5 separate regions of the Homo sapiens genome follow, and regions 2, 3, 4 and 5 are each linked to region 1. The links are chromatin contacts, found by Hi-C or POLR2A ChIA-PET in ENCODE. All regions are on one chromosome and are shown on one strand. The core of a region is the stretch at or near the end of the contact, and the rest is flanking DNA. Distances in the headings are between cores, read along the strand shown. Region 1 holds the start of NIFK (nucleolar protein interacting with the FHA domain of MKI67). Region 2 holds the start of LINC02572 (long intergenic non-protein coding RNA 2572). Region 3 holds the start of ACTR3 (actin related protein 3). Region 4 holds the start of SAP130 (Sin3A associated protein 130). Region 5 holds the start of AMMECR1L (AMMECR1 like).

Region 1 (2,792 bases), core at 157-2,656:
CTGTTTCAGATTCTAAACCTCCTCCACTCTCCTTTTTGGAATGAAATCTGATAAGCAATAATGTATGCGTGAACGTGCTCTTTAATGTCAAGGATAATACACATTTGAAAAACAAAACATTAAATCCAACTGCAAAAATCTTACCCTTTTACTTCTGGACAGCCTGAACCGTGTCACAGTGCCAAACTGGGAGAAATATGAAAAGATCTGGGTTTCGTCAAGTAGGTTAGGTAGGTGGCGCACATAGACTACTCCAGGAGTAAGTTGTTCTTGTTTTTTTCGCTAAAGACGTAAAGACCAGGTAAATTAAATATATAAATAAGAAAATCACATTGTAACAAAACCCCTAGCCCTCGGCCCAAGAACCTATTCTGCATTTCCACTTACCACAGTAGTAATTAAAGAACTGGCTGTTTAGTGTTTCTCTCCCCACAAAGGCCATGGTCAAGCAGTAGTCAACTATCTTTCCAGCCTGGCATCCCAGCACCCAGTATAATATTAGAGCTCAATAACTATGTCAATCAACGGATAAGCAAGGACATCTTTGAACAAGCCATTTTAGATCTTCTGCCCAGAGAACTCTACATAAACGTAGGCTTCAATTTGGTATGCATATTACTGTTTACTCGCACTTCATCGAAAAATTTTCGATACGCTTGTTAACTCTCACGGTACAGATTAGCCTTTCAACGTCTCAGTCATCATAGCCTTACCTCTGTAACAGGAACTTCTAAGTTTTCCTGTGTATTTTATGCTAAAAACCACAGAAAGTATAAGCGATGTCAGGGGCCCTAGTCAGCAAGTGGAACCTGGCAAATACTCTATTTTAATAACTCCCAGATCACCAACCCGGCATACAAACTTCCCGAATGTGTTAAGTCTGGGGCTCCCATTTTTGGGGGAAACGCGGAAGCGTGACAGCTCTAACCCGGAGATAACCTGTGGTATAGGAGCCTATTCCCTCCAGCTGGTTCTTTCTACTGCTTCTGTCACCCCAATACTTCCCCGTTACCCTCCACATGAAGGCTCCAGGGCCTCAGCGGCCAAACCCCTCCATCATTTACCGAACAGCGTAAACCCTTTCGTCTCGGAAACCGTGGCCTGCAAGCTTAAGAGGTCGGTCCCTGATTCGGTCGAATCCACTTGGGAGACCCTGGAGGTAATGAAGGCGAGCACGAAGGCAAGGGGCGCCCGGGCCGGAAACCGTGCAACCCCAGATACCCTCTAGACCCGGTCCATCGCCCCCGCTCGCAGCCTGGGCCAGGGTGCCTGCTCACCTGGGTTATGCGCTTGCGAACCTGCGCCACCTCCTTTTGAAACTCGACATCTTCCTGCGGATTAAGCGACAGGATTGGCCCAGCCGGGCCAGAAAAAGTCGCCATGCCAAAAGCCGCCGACGCTAACCACGCGGCGCTCCCGGAAACGTCGGGCTCCCAGCTCCCCCGAGGCGGAAGTAGAGGCAGGACAGGGGCGGGGCGAAGCGCTAAGGCGAGGCGAGGCGTGGCGAGGGGCGGGGAGGGCCATGAGTCGGGCGCGGGGTTGGAGCAGGAGTTGCCCGGAGAAGCGGGGGCGGGGCACGGGGTGTGGCGAGGCGCGGGGCGGGGCATAAATTGCGCCAGGGGCGAGGGCGGGGCACGAGGTCGTGCCGAGAGACTGGGAGAGGCGTGAGTCGCGCGGAGGCGCGACATGGGGCGTGACGAGGAGCGGAGGGCGGGGCGTGAGTAGCGCCGAGGCGCGGAGGCGGGGCGCAGGGGCGTGCCGAGGCGCGGCAGCGGGGTCTGGGGCTGGGGCTGGGCCGTGGGGAGCTCCCGCACCCTCGGCTGTCGGGGCGCCGGCTGGCTTCGCTTAAGAGTGCCTGAAACAATTACGTTCACGCCTACTTTCAAAAAAGGTCTAAAATAAATTCCAAAACAGTACCTGTGTCCTTGAGATGCTGCTCTCATTCCTCAATTTGCTTATTATTATTATTATTTTTTTTTGAGACAGAGTTTCGCTTTGGTTGCCCAGGCTGGAGTGCAATGGCGCAATCTCGGCTCACTGCAACTTCCAACTTCCGCCTCCCGGGTTCAAGCGATTCTCCTGCCTCAGTCTTCCGAGTAGCTGATTACAGGCGCCCGCCACCACTCCCAGCTTAATTTGTACGTTACCACTCCCAGCTTAATTTGTATGTTTAGTAGAAACGGGGTTTCACCATGTTGGCCAGGCTGGTCTCGAACTCCTGACCTCAGGTGATCCACCCGCCTCAGCCTCCCAAAGTACTGGGATAACAGGCGTGAGCCACCGCGCCCGGCCCTAATTTGGTTATTCTTTCACTCACTTGTGTGTGAGCTCTCCTGTGTGGCCCCGTCCGTCCGCGGCCCTTGGAGAACTTACAGCCTGAGGGCAGCATGGCTGCTTTAAGAGACCAAAGAGGCTTGTGGGGGAGAGGCACACTGGGTGGCGCCGGAGGGTCCCCCTTAGGAGGTGGCGTTAGCACCGAGGCCTGAAGGCTAAAGAGCGGGGTGTGGAGAACCGAGCGCCTGCCGTCCGCTGGACCGGACAGGCCTGCACAGTGTTCCTAGGTCTAGAAAGAAGGACGCGGCAGTGGGGTTGGAGCCCAGCACAGGAGGGAAGAGCTGCGAGGCGGCAGGCTGGAGCCCCATGACTGTGTGTCAAAGTATGAAACTGGGGTTTTGTAAATGCGAGGGGATGGGCGGGTTTAAAGCGAGGCTGTGGCTGTTTGCATCTTTCTTTTCTTTTTTTTTTTTTGAGACGGAGTCTCGTTCTGTCGTCCAGGCTGGAGTGCAGTGGCG
Region 2 (2,792 bases), core at 220-2,719, 8.1 Mb after region 1:
ACTTCTTTGTCAGTTTCCCTTCCTTTTTCATAGGTAATATAGGAAGACTATTACAAGGCAAATGTCCTTTCTTTATGATTCTCTTTCTAGTTCTCTAATTACAGGTTCAATTCCCCGTATTTGAGCTAGGGAGAGGATATAGCTTTACACATGACCATAATTTTTCTTTGGTGTAAGCTACGACAGTAGGGTCAATCAAATGATAGACTTAATGAGTCAATGTGTTTAAGAAAGACTTCAGCAAACAAGGCCTCTTGTCTGACCGAAGATGGCTACACATCCTCCAATTTGCCCAGTGGAAAGGCTCACTCAAGGTGTCCCATCCTTGTCACCAAACTTGTGGGGGCAGAAAGGAAACCAACACCCAAAGGAACATGCCAATTCAAAAAATAGAGAATGATTAGATAATTCTATTATTTAGAAAAAACCTGAATGCATTCAGGTAGTCAGCAAGTGTCTACACAGCTATGGTAGATTTTTAGCTCTATTGTTATGGAATTAAAGCTACAGTTACTATCCCTCATTCCGTTTTTAGTAAACAGCCAGAAGCTATTCAATTTGCATCAGTAGTTACGTTGAGTTTACCCTGATGGCCTGATTTTTATAATTCTTTATCAGGCTTACCCTGATGTTCTGCTATTATCATTCGTTACCACTACCTCCTGTAACCGCCCAAAAGTGTCCCCACACACACGAGGGCATGTTCAGTTTCCCACACTCCACCTCAACAACTGGCACCAGAATCGGCCCAGTTGCTCAAGCCAAAATCTCAGGAGTCATCCTGGTTTTCTCTCTTGCCACCCTGTGGCCCCACATCCAATCCATCAGCAAAAAACAGCTGGGAGCTGGAAAGGCAAGACTCTCTTCCTGTGAGTCCTTCACACCGCCTGCACCTGTCTAAGCCACCATTCCACTCCCTTTCCCACCTACAGCCTGGTGATATCTCCCTTCTCCTCTGCCTTCCCTCTTTGCAGCTCAATCTTTCTTTCCCTAGGTTATCAATTGTATAATAAAGATTATAAAATCACTCTATCCCAATAAATATAGCTTCTATCAGTCTTAATGACTGAAGCACCGCAGAATTCTCGGTTTGGAAGGGGGTTTTGCTGCTTAAAAAGTTTCAAAATCACTGCCAGAGGGAACCAGCAGCCCTTTTGTTGATAGCAGAGCCAGCTCCTCTCGCACGTGAATAAACAACCATAAATGAGACACGGCACATTTGAGCAGTCTTTTAAAATCATTTAAGCTTTAAAAATTATTTAAGACACGTTTGTTTTAAAAAAGCAATTCAAATCAAGCATTTGCAACATACCTACGATACCTCTATGGAGACTTAGCATCTACAAGACCCAGTTTGACAACTGCCAGCGCCAGGGAATAAGTGAAGTTTCTCAGCCCAAGTCACACAAGGCCCTAGCCAACCCACCTCTGCCTGCTCCCTGGGGCTCTCCTCTACCCCAGCCCTCTCTCCCTAAAGCCAGCGAGAGGCTCCGCGATTGTCCCCCCCAAATCCTTTCCCCCTTTTCGGGAATAGCAAGCGAGTCCAAGAGATGAGGTCACGTGATGCCGTCCGACCAATCTGGTGTGAGCAGAGGCCCCCATTCTTCCGGGGAGAGGGGCGGGGGCGGGGCCGGGCCGGGAGCGGAAGGAGCAGGGGTGGACAGAACAGCCTGGGGAGGGGGCGGGGACAGGGCGAAGCAGGGAGGGGAGGGGGCGGGAACAGGGCCAGGTGGGGCGGGCGCGCGTGTGGGGGGGCGGGCGCGCGTGTCGGGGGCGGGCGCGCGTGTGGGGGGGCGGGCGCGCGTGTCGGGGGGCGGGCGCGGGGGCGGGCACAGCAGGCGCAGGGTCTTTCCCACATGCTGGGCTGCAGAGTGAGGAAAACCCATCCCGGAGGAAGCTGGCGGTTAGGCTGGCTGAAGGCATTCTGCATGATGAACACAACAGTTCTCAAAAAAGTAATGATGTCATACCAGAGCAGCAGGAGGGGGTGGTCTGTGACCATGTATGCTTGATAAATTCTGGATTTAAGCAAAGTAGGCCGGCTTCTTTGTCAATAGACGTATTGGGTTATTCCCGGGGGGGCTGCAGCCGGAGCACCTCCCACTCCTTCGCAGGGGTTATTTCTGAAGACCCCCTCTTGGAGGAGCTCTGCTAGGGCCCTGCGTGCACCTGCTGCCCTGGCATCCTGGCCAGCAGCTCCGCCAGGCTCTAGTGTGTATGGCCTGGGCTACCTCCCGGTACTGTCGCCGCAGGCCTTGGGACCCGTTCCCGCCGCGAGGCTCCCGAGGTAGCCCCGGCCTCCGGTTCTTCTCAGATAGCCCCGTCGTCCAGCCCCAGAAGCGGGCACTAATGCCTTCCCTGAACGCTGAAAGTTGTTGAATGGATATGGACAATGATTAGAATCATGTAGAAAACATTAAGTGATGGTCAGTATGTTCTGTTTGGGAAATACTGAAATGTGCAACACAAGCTAGAAATAACAACATGCAGAACAGCACAACTTTGTAAGACCCGCGCTGAAGGAGGCAGCATTTGTGTGAGAGCGCCCGGCGCTGCCCAGAAGAGCTGGAACGCCCAAGGAAGGCCGCTGCTCAGCGCAGGACCCCTGGGCTCCCGGAAACGGGATAGCGTTGCTTATCTTTAAGGTAGGCTTGGGAAATACCTTGTTTCTCCGTAGTTTTGTGGGTGTATATACAGATACTCCTTGACTTACCATGGGGGTTACATCCCAGTAAACCCATCGTAAGTTGAAAATACCATAGTCAAAGATGCATTTAATACACTTGACCTAC
Region 3 (2,792 bases), core at 83-2,582, 7.8 Mb before region 1:
CCAGCTTAATACATTAGATGATCTTATGGACTGAATAAGACATCCCTCCTTTTAAAGAATATTTTTGTTTTAGCTTCACATCAGCAAACCCCGAACGGTTCATCCTAAGATAAGCCTGGTAGAGAGGAAAGATACTAACCTTCTAGGGTCCTAAAGTGGAACTAGGAACTTATTAGATATGCACATTCTCAGGCATTATTTCCGATAGCCCAGTCAGAGAATTCTGGGGGTATGGCCCAGCAATCTGTTTTAACAAACCTTTCAGGTAATTCTGATACACACTAAAGTTTGAAAGGTTTCTTTAAGGCTTTCCAGTTTTCTTTTCTTTTTTGGAGGGATGGGGGGGGGTCTCCCCATGTTGCCCAGGCTGGTCTCGAACTCCTAGCCTCAAGCTATCCTATCCTCCCACCTCGGCCTTCCAAAGCATTGAAATTACAGGCATGACCCACTGCGGCTCGCCTCCGTTTCTAACTTAAAAAAATTTTCTTTGGAGGGGAGCCTTAATCCTTTCTATTATCCTGCTAGTAGAATCTTACTACTCCTGAGGGTAATCTTTGTCATAATCCAAAAGCCTTGAATAAAGGCCTATTTGTATAGTTATGCAGAATATATTCCTGGGAGGTTTGCCTTCCTAGGAGCACAGGTCGGCCCTGGGAGGTGGGGGTTGGGGGGCAGGGCTGCATTCTAAAGTCCTGTAACAACGCACAAGTACAACTGAATAGAACTCGGAACAAAGGCATCAGGGCCACGGTGCAAGTCTTTGTTCATCCGTTCCCCGACTGCTCACCCTGTCTGATACCGCTCTTTTCCACCCAGAAAAGCAGCCACTCAAGTTTTAAGAATGGATGTATGCCGCGGACGTTTTCGATTAGGCCGTTTTCTCTCAGGCACTGGAGGATATTCGTGGCTGCAGGAGGCGCTTCCACCCTTTCCTCAACCTAGCAAAGAAGTAACTGAAACTAACCCAAGGGTTACAACCGAAAAGCCCCTTCCAGCTTCAGAAGCAGAACTGGAAGCTCGGATAGACTTCTCCGCCTCTACACTCCTGGAAAACCCGCAGTGGATTTCACCAACTTCAGGATCGGAGCCCAGGCAGGCGAACGTACCTTATTGCGCATGCTCGCTAGCCCCTCCCGCTCGGAGCGGAAGGGGGAGCGCTGGGGGCCTGGGCCTGGCCTGGCCGGGGCGTCGGCACCGGCGGCCATCTTGGCTTCCCGGGGAAAGGCGGCGTGAGGGGAAGAAGTTGTAGGGTGGGGGCAGGAGTGAGGAGGAGGGAAGAGAGAGGGGGAGGAGGCCGCGGCGGGGCAGGGCGGGGACTGCCTGCCTGCCTGGGTTGCGGAAGTGATAGCCGCCGACCGAGCCTGCTGCTTTCTTGCTACTGCTTCGGCTTCCCGGCTACCCCCCGGACGGTGAAGGCGGCCCAGCTGTGGATGGTCAGATAGCCCTTGTCTCCCGCCGCCAATCTCTGGCCCCTAGCAGCACGGAGCAGACGGCGGCAGCAGCAGCAGCAGGCGAGGAGGAAGATGGCGGGACGGCTGCCGGCCTGTGTGGTGGACTGTGGCACGGGGTAAGGGGGCTTACGGGCGGGGGTGGGGAAACTGAGGCGGAGGAAGGAAGATGGCGGGGGAGGGAGGAGGCCGGGAAATGAATGGTGCGGCGAGGTGCCGCCGCCGGCTGTCAGTCCTAGACCCGCCGGCCAGCGAGGGGTGGGGCCCGCAGCCAGGGCCTCGCGGGTCCCCTCGTTTCTCCCTCCTGGGACTGGGGCGGGGGCGCGGGCCCGAGATTCAACCCCCAACCCTCCCAGCGGCTTTCTCCGCGCGACCCCTCCCGGCCCTTCCCCCACTACGGTGGGCAGCGCCGCCCAAAGGGCGCTGGGGACGGTCGTCTTGGGGGTGGTCCCCGGGCCCGACCCATCCGGCTTTCCTTTCCCTCCGCGCCCGTTTTTGCCAGTCGGTTTGGGGACCCAGGGGCCGAGCTCGGGGACTGGCCTGGCAGGGGAGCTAGAAAAGAGAAGCGCTCCTGGTAGGTTTGACAAGATCGCTGTGACAACATTCTGCCCAGGGTGTGGGTGGGGAAAGGGAAGAATCGGACTCTGAAAATGGGAACCTACAGTGGGGCTTTCATTTGACCACCCACCTTCTCCTTTCGACTCCTGGTCATTTCCATCTCCCTCTGCGTTTTAACCGGTGAACCAAGTCACATTTTAATTCGAGGGAGAAAGATGTCATGTGTTACTTCTGTAGCCTCAAAAAAGTCCCCCAGTGAGCAAGCGCGCTGCAACTTCCTTAGTTTTGTCAAAGCCGCTTCCTGCTTTCAGTCTTTTATACCCTTATAAGGTAGTTTTTAGTTTCCAACCTGAGCACATCTTACTAGAACTTTTAAGCAGGTTTTAAAGAGACTGAATTACCGGTGCTTGGTGTCCATTTATATGACTTAAAAAAATGTACTTATGTTTCATGGAGTGGGGGAAAGGAAGCACCCTGGAAAATAAACTAATTTAAGTTGTATTCGTTCATTCTGTGATGGTATCTTGAAGGAAGCAGGAAGGTATAGAGGTATATAGGAGGGTGTTTAAGTTGCAAATAGTTACTCGTAGATATGTAGGGTAGTTTGCGAAAATGTAGAGTGGCTTTAAAGTGTGGTCGTTCATTTTGTATTAATAGACGTTTTAGAGAGTTGTACCACACTCATAACTGCATAGAGAATAGACTACCCTTATTTTTATGTAGAATCACTGCTTCAGGATGACATATAGGAAAGTGGTTTTTTTTTCTGTGCTGATGACATCTCTC
Region 4 (2,792 bases), core at 147-2,646, 6.3 Mb after region 1:
CTCAAATCTCACACCAAGGTGAACAGAACTGTGATTAGTATGTCATAGGAACATTCGGAGGAAGATATCCAGCCCTAAGAAAAGATCCGATATCTTACATCCAGACCCGATGCAAAAGGAATTCTCCAATGCTTTTCGGCAAAGGCCTCCATTTACGGATTTCCTTTTCCTTCTCTTCCACAGATCCCCTCACAGAGCCAGAGGACCCTACACCTTCTCCATCTTCCCTAAAATCGCCCCCCACTTTTCCCTCAGGAGCCAAGCGATCTCCCGATTCGCCCGCAACCCCACCCCACCGCGAAGCCCCCGCTGAGACCGGAGGACGCCGGTTTCCAGACACCTCGGAGTGTGAGACCCCCGTCTCCGGGGTGGGGGTGCGGACGGGCGATCTGGGGACCCGACCACAAGACGAGCACTGTGCCTCTTTACCTGTAGCCGCCGCCCGCCGCCCGCACCGCCCGCTTCTATCTCGCCGGCCTGGGGGTGCCGCGGAGGGCCCATCTCGGCGGCGGCGATGTGCTCGGCGGGCGCGGGGAGGGATCGCGGCGGCGGCGCCCGGGGCCCGCTGCTGTCCAGCCCCGCTGGCCCCACTCACCCCCGCCACCCGGCCGCCGCTGTGCTCGCAGTCCTCTTCCCCCGAACCTGCCCCTGCCTCCCCCGCCCGCCCATTGGCCCCACGCCCGACGCGTCAGTGGAGGCCCAGGACCAATCCACAGCGACCTGCACGTTCAGAGCCCGCCCCACCCTCCCGCCGACTGCCAGCCAATCAGGCGCGAGCCTGGCCGGGGCAGCCCAAACCCCTCGAGGCTGAGCCAATGGCAGAGGAAGACAGGCGCCCCCGGCGAAGGGGGCGGGGAGCGGGGAGGCCCCGCCTCAGCCAGGGTCTGAAAGCGGCGGGCGCAGGGCCCGGATGTGGAGAGTCACTTTAAACTGCTCCAGGAGCCAAACTCCCTGGGCCGGCCGCCCGCCCGCCCGCCCGCCCGCGCTCCCCCGGCCGCTCTGCTTCCCCGCCAAGGCCCACGTCCGCCACGCCCCCACGCCCGGGTCAGCCCACCCCTCCCGGTGCCTCTCCCTTCCTCGCCACAGGACACCCAGCCCCTGTCGCCGGCCCAACCGCCGTGACCAGCTCGCGAAAGAGCCGCGGTCCGAGCCGCAGGAGACGAGGATCCTCTGCCCTTCCCCGGGGACGCGCAACGGGACGGACGCTGCAGCCCGGCTCAGCCGCCCCGCCCCCTCGTCTCCTCCCCTTCCCTCCCGGGCGCCCGTCCCGCCATTACCTGGGTGCTGCGCCCAGTGGCCGCCGCGCCGCCTTGAGCTCGCTCCCGCGCGCTCTCCGTCTGTGGGGCCGACGTCCCCAGGCTCCGGACCCGCAGCCACCGCCGGGGAGCTAGCACTCTGCCCCCCACCCCTCACTCCAGCGCCGCTGCTTCCGCCGCCGTAACGAGCCTCCCGTCTATTGGCTGGCGCAGGCCCCGCCCCCTGCCGAGTCAGCCAGTCGCCGGTGGTCGTGAGCGGGAGAGCGGACGGGCCCGCCCCTCTGAGCCGCGGCGTCCTGTGGGAAATGTAGTCGCCGGAGTCAGGAGGGCGGGCCGCGAAGGAGGTGGAGAGCGCCGGGGCGGGGCCGCAGGCGACCCGGCCAGGGCAACACACCCCTTTGCTGTCTGAAGTCGGTTCTGCCTTTTCTCTTGGCTAAGTGAGAAGACAGTGGATCCCACCCTATGCCTTAACCTGAGGGCACTGGGTTTCATTTTCCCCGCGGGGAGGCGCGGCGCGGGAAAGGGTAATGGAGGCCAACTGCGGCGGCCAAGGGATCCGCGGGCCGGGCCAGTGTCGTGACGGTGCCCGCCTCCCTATGCCGCGAGTGGGACTCGGTGTCCCCACCGGGAACCGCGGTCGGCACAGCCTACGCGCGGCGGGAGCCGCCAGGCGCAGCGCGGGCGCGGCTCTGTGAAAGCAGGCCGGCAGGGCGCAGGGCTCTGGGCGGCCGGGGCGCACCTGCGCGCGCTTTCCGGATTATAAAGGAGCTGAAGGGGGCAGTTTTATTTTGTCATTTTGCTTGGGGTTCAGGGTTGGAGTTTATGCACCTGTAGAAGACTTAGCCATATCTTTTGAGGCCACATTTGTGTCTGATAAGAGATTAAGTCTCCCTCTTCCCTTACCAGATGGTAATTTAGGCCTGGAGTTTTGTGATTAGTTAGGAAATAAATGGGGCTCAAACCCCCCTCTTCCTATCATGCACAGCTGTGTAAGACAACTGCTTGGTTAGAAGAGAGTAGCTCCTGGCTATAGCCCAGGGATGAGTCTCAGATACTCCTCCTCTTCAAGCCACTTTCCTTTTCCACCTTCATGCCTTCATTCTCAAACTTCTAAAGAGTGACTCCTGTGATAGACTTCAGCCTCCTCTCTGCCTAGGCAGTCCTTATCCCTTTTGGAGTTGCCACTCTTCTCAGACTGCTCCCCAAAAGTTGCCAACACCTACTCAACTTCAAACCCATCGGTCCTCACTTAGATCTCATCTTGTTTAGCTTACTGACCAGTAGTAATTCCTCCTCATGTCTTCCCTTGGCCTCTAGAACCAGGCTGTCTCCTGCTTCTACTCCTATGTCAAGCTCCATTATACCTCCTCTTTCTCATAAATACAGCATTCTTCAGGGCTCCAACACGCTAATGCTATACTGCCTTCCTAAATGGTTTAATGTATTTCCACAGTTTCAAATGTCATCCTTTTTGTTTTTTGTTTTTTTGAGACAGGTTCTCAGTTCAGCCCAAGCTGAAGTCCAGTGGCGTGATCA
Region 5 (2,792 bases), core at 197-2,696, 6.1 Mb after region 1:
TGAATCATCTCATCCTTAGCGTCATCAGCAAGAAGGGAGGACACTGAGAATCAAAGGTTTTATTTATTGAACTCGAGCATGAGACGCACATTAAAACTTCCCCACCACAGATGCAGAGCAAAAGTTGCTCTCAGGCCAGAAGAGACCATTTAAAAGCTCTCCGCCGGTTTCAGAACACAAATAAATTTCCCAATCCTCTGCAAAGACAGAACTGAAGAATTACTGGACAGCACGCCAGAGGCAGGGACCTGAGGGCAGGCCATCTTGCTATGCCGGGAGGAGACGGTCACTGTTGCTAAGGGTCATCCATCCTTAGTCTCGAAGAAATCTCTTCCTGATCTCTTCACCAACTCTCCCCACTACTAGAGAATTGAGCTACTCCCAAAGATGTAAGTAAACAGGAGACTGTTTACATCTCCTGTGGGTGGGAGAGGCCCCACCCACTCTATCCTAGGAGAGGGCAGTGAAAGAGGATAAGGCCCAGAGGGATAAGGGTGAGGGAGCATGGCAAGGAGAGGAGTTCAGATCAGGACAGGGAATGTAGGAGGGCAAGGAGTGAAGGGCACAACCCACAGCCTGGGAAAGAGAGGCATGAAACCCAGCGTGTCAGGTGGACGGATCATGGAATGGGGGGCCAGCGGAGGTTAAGGAAGGAGGGCCCAAGAGTAGGGGTGCGAAAAAGAGAAGAGGAGGAGGAGAAAGTGCGCGTGTGAAGAGTGTTAAGAAAACGACAGGACAGAGCGGGGAGGGGAAAAGCGGGCCGAGGGACAGGGTGAAAGGTGAGAAACGAGGGTATGAGGAAAGAGGGTCCGGGGCGCTGGGGAGTTGGGGAGACGATGGAGCGACGGGTAGAGCAGCTTGGGCCGAGCCGCGGGGGTGGAATCCAGACGCCGGGCGGGGGAGGGGGCGGCGGGGCGGCGGGACGGTGGGTGGGGGCCACCAGGCGGCGCCGGAGACCACCAAACTTTACAGCGAGCGAGCCTGCTTCCTGGAGGGAGTGCAGACAAGGACCAGGAGCGGGAGCCGAGCCTCGCGGCCCGGGGCACGGCGCCGCCCGCCCCTCCCCGGCAGTGCCTCCCGACCCCCTGCCCTCCGCTGGGACATGGCCTGAGGCCCCGCCCGCCGCCCGGGACTCCTCCCCCCCGCTGCCCCCGGACCCTCGCCCCAGGACCGCGGGGTCTCTTCCCGGCCCCGCCGCCCGCCCCGGCGAGAACAGGCCCGGCGGGCAAGGCGGCGGCGGACCGAGGGAGGCCTGGCCCGGCAGCGGGGAGAAGGGTGCGGCGCAGCCCGAGTTTCCCACCTTTTCTCCTGGCCCAGACGCGGCTGGGGCGGACGGGACCTCTCGCGCTCTGCCTCCTCCTCTTGCTTCATGGAGCCATGCGCCTGGGTGGGGGCTCCCGAGAGAAGCTGGCCTGCGGGCGGGCCGGACGCGCTGCGCGGACGGGGCGGGGCGAAGGAGGCCGGCGGGCGGAGGAGGAAGCGGCGGGGCGGCGGCGGCGGCGGCGGCCGGGAAGAACTAGAGGTATTCCCCGGGCGGCTGGAGGACTGAGTCGAGCCGGGACCCGAGTCCTCCGGTATCCCAGCAGCCACCGGAGGCAGTGAGGTAATGGAGGAAGAATGTAGGGAGTCCTCCAGTGGACCACACTCCTTCTAGCGAGCCGCGGAAACCATAGAGATCAGGGCTCAGCCGGAGGGCCGGCCCACTGCTGTCACGTGGCCTCCATCCGTGCGCTTTATTGGCTGGTGCTGGCTTTACGGGGTTGAATTTTGGACGCTGCCTGCCATTCGTGGGACCGAGTTTCAGGCAGCTGGAATAAAGAGAGACATCGGGGGAAAGCCGCGAGAAGGCCAGCGTCCCTGGCTGGGAGCAGAGCTAGCCGAGTAGGGCGCCCGGCTGTCAAAACTGGCCGGCGCAGTGCACGCTGGGCCGCCCCGGAGCGGTCGCAGAGCCCGTCGGGAGTCGTAGTCCGGGACGGGCCCGCAGCATTGTCCGCGACGCAGCTCGGGATCCGCGTCGGGTTGTCGGCCGGGTTGCTGCCAGGCACCGTCGAGCGTTAGCCACCCAGCATTGAGCTGCCAGCGGCTGTTCTCCCTAAGCACCCTCGCTCACGTCGCCTCGCCTCGCCTCGCCTGACCGGCCGCAGCCTTGGATACCAGCCTTAAATCGAGCCGACTACGGCCCAGCCCCGCCCGCGGCGAAGTGCGCGGGGTTCGGTGCCAGCCGCTCGCCCCTGGCCGGGCCAGCCTCTTGATGCACCGGGGACGGGCGCGCCCATCCGACTCTTCGAGGGGCGGCAGGGCCCCATCTGTGTCTTTCGCTCTCGAGCCCCCAGCTAGAGTTGGCTTCAGCGGAATACCTACTGTGCAGGATTATTCAACAAGCCGATTGATCACATTCTTCAGCTCTAGCAGTGCAAAGGCTTCACTGAAAAAGAACATTACAAATTTTTTTTGAAAGAAATTTGGGGGTAAATTTAATTTTAAATACTGATTTTTGATAACATTTGATCTTATGACAGCATTTGTATTTTTAATTACAGATAGGATTACACTAAAAGTCATTTCTGACCTGCTCCCTTACCCTTATGGCTAAAATAAACTGCTAGGCCCTGAAGCAAAGGCGAGCCATGTTCTAGAGCAATGTCTTTCTTGTATTAAAATACGGCCCCATGCTCACATATAGGCTGTTTTGTGTTTTGCTTTTCTGTTGATGCACAAAGGAATCCTTGATATGTTTGTCCTCAAAGACCAAAGACAAGTATCTAGTAAAAAATGCAAATCATATCTAACAG

What was found. Hi-C counts contacts between places; a loop is a spot of excess contacts on that map. ChIA-PET counts read pairs that join two places held with the same protein, here RNA polymerase II (POLR2A). Pooled maps may share reads with other maps.
Region 2: a loop to region 1 is called in a pooled map, with 7 times the contacts of the local background. The contact joins the promoter of LINC02572 here to the promoter of NIFK in region 1. A Hi-C loop is called at or near these places in 2 of 50 pooled maps.
Region 3: a pooled map shows a loop between it and region 1 (16-fold over the local background). The contact joins the promoter of ACTR3 here to the promoter of NIFK in region 1. A Hi-C loop is called at or near these places in 7 of 50 pooled maps.
Region 4: a loop to region 1 is called in a pooled map, with 17 times the contacts of the local background. The contact joins the promoter of SAP130 here to the promoter of NIFK in region 1. A Hi-C loop is called at or near these places in 1 of 37 single-sample maps with no recorded cell type and 9 of 50 pooled maps. POLR2A ChIA-PET finds 5 or more read pairs at or near these places in 1 of 52 experiments (endothelial cell of umbilical vein).
Region 5: a pooled map shows a loop between it and region 1 (6-fold over the local background). The contact joins the promoter of AMMECR1L here to the promoter of NIFK in region 1. A Hi-C loop is called at or near these places in 5 of 50 pooled maps.

What each region holds. Positions count from the first base shown.
Region 1 is chr2:121,735,469-121,738,260 of GRCh38, forward strand. It overlaps NIFK (nucleolar protein interacting with the FHA domain of MKI67), which reads right to left and starts at 1,407. Exons shown (of 7, transcript NM_032390.5): 1 at 1,278-1,407; 2 at 145-282. The coding sequence starts at 1,382. RefSeq lists an enhancer at 1,294-1,343 and a silencer at 1,444-1,893.
Region 2 is chr2:129,876,022-129,878,813 of GRCh38, forward strand. It overlaps LINC02572 (long intergenic non-protein coding RNA 2572), which reads right to left and starts at 1,470. Exons shown (of 6, transcript NR_149127.1): 1 at 1,427-1,470. It overlaps LOC105373616 (a long non-coding RNA gene), which reads left to right and starts at 1,858. Exons shown (of 3, transcript XR_923328.3): 1 at 1,858-2,645. RefSeq lists enhancers at 1,415-1,709, 1,730-2,286, 2,287-2,792.
Region 3 is chr2:113,888,757-113,891,548 of GRCh38, forward strand. It overlaps ACTR3 (actin related protein 3), which reads left to right and starts at 1,333. Exons shown (of 12, transcript NM_005721.5): 1 at 1,333-1,567. The coding sequence starts at 1,524. ACTR3-AS1 (ACTR3 antisense RNA 1) reads right to left here and starts at 2,236. Exons shown (of 5, transcript NR_110174.1): 1 at 2,137-2,236. LOC124906071 (a long non-coding RNA gene) reads right to left here and starts at 1,011. Exons shown (of 3, transcript XR_007087205.1): 1 at 1-1,011. RefSeq lists enhancers at 704-1,013, 1,134-1,223, 1,256-1,911, 1,994-2,043, 2,094-2,273 and silencers at 1,304-1,363, 1,604-1,863.
Region 4 is chr2:128,026,663-128,029,454 of GRCh38, forward strand. It overlaps SAP130 (Sin3A associated protein 130), which reads right to left and starts at 1,397. Exons shown (of 21, transcript NM_001330301.2): 1 at 1,278-1,397. RefSeq lists silencers at 375-664, 725-1,064, 1,165-1,684, 1,935-2,084.
Region 5 is chr2:127,884,510-127,887,301 of GRCh38, forward strand. It overlaps AMMECR1L (AMMECR1 like), which reads right to left and starts at 1,447. Exons shown (of 8, transcript NM_001199140.2): 1 at 1,301-1,447. LOC107985944 (a long non-coding RNA gene) reads left to right here and starts at 2,609. Exons shown (of 2, transcript XR_001739707.2): 1 at 2,609-2,792. It also overlaps the pseudogene LOC107985803. RefSeq lists enhancers at 1,318-1,913, 1,698-1,777, 1,788-2,047 and silencers at 1,338-1,387, 1,398-1,567, 2,278-2,327.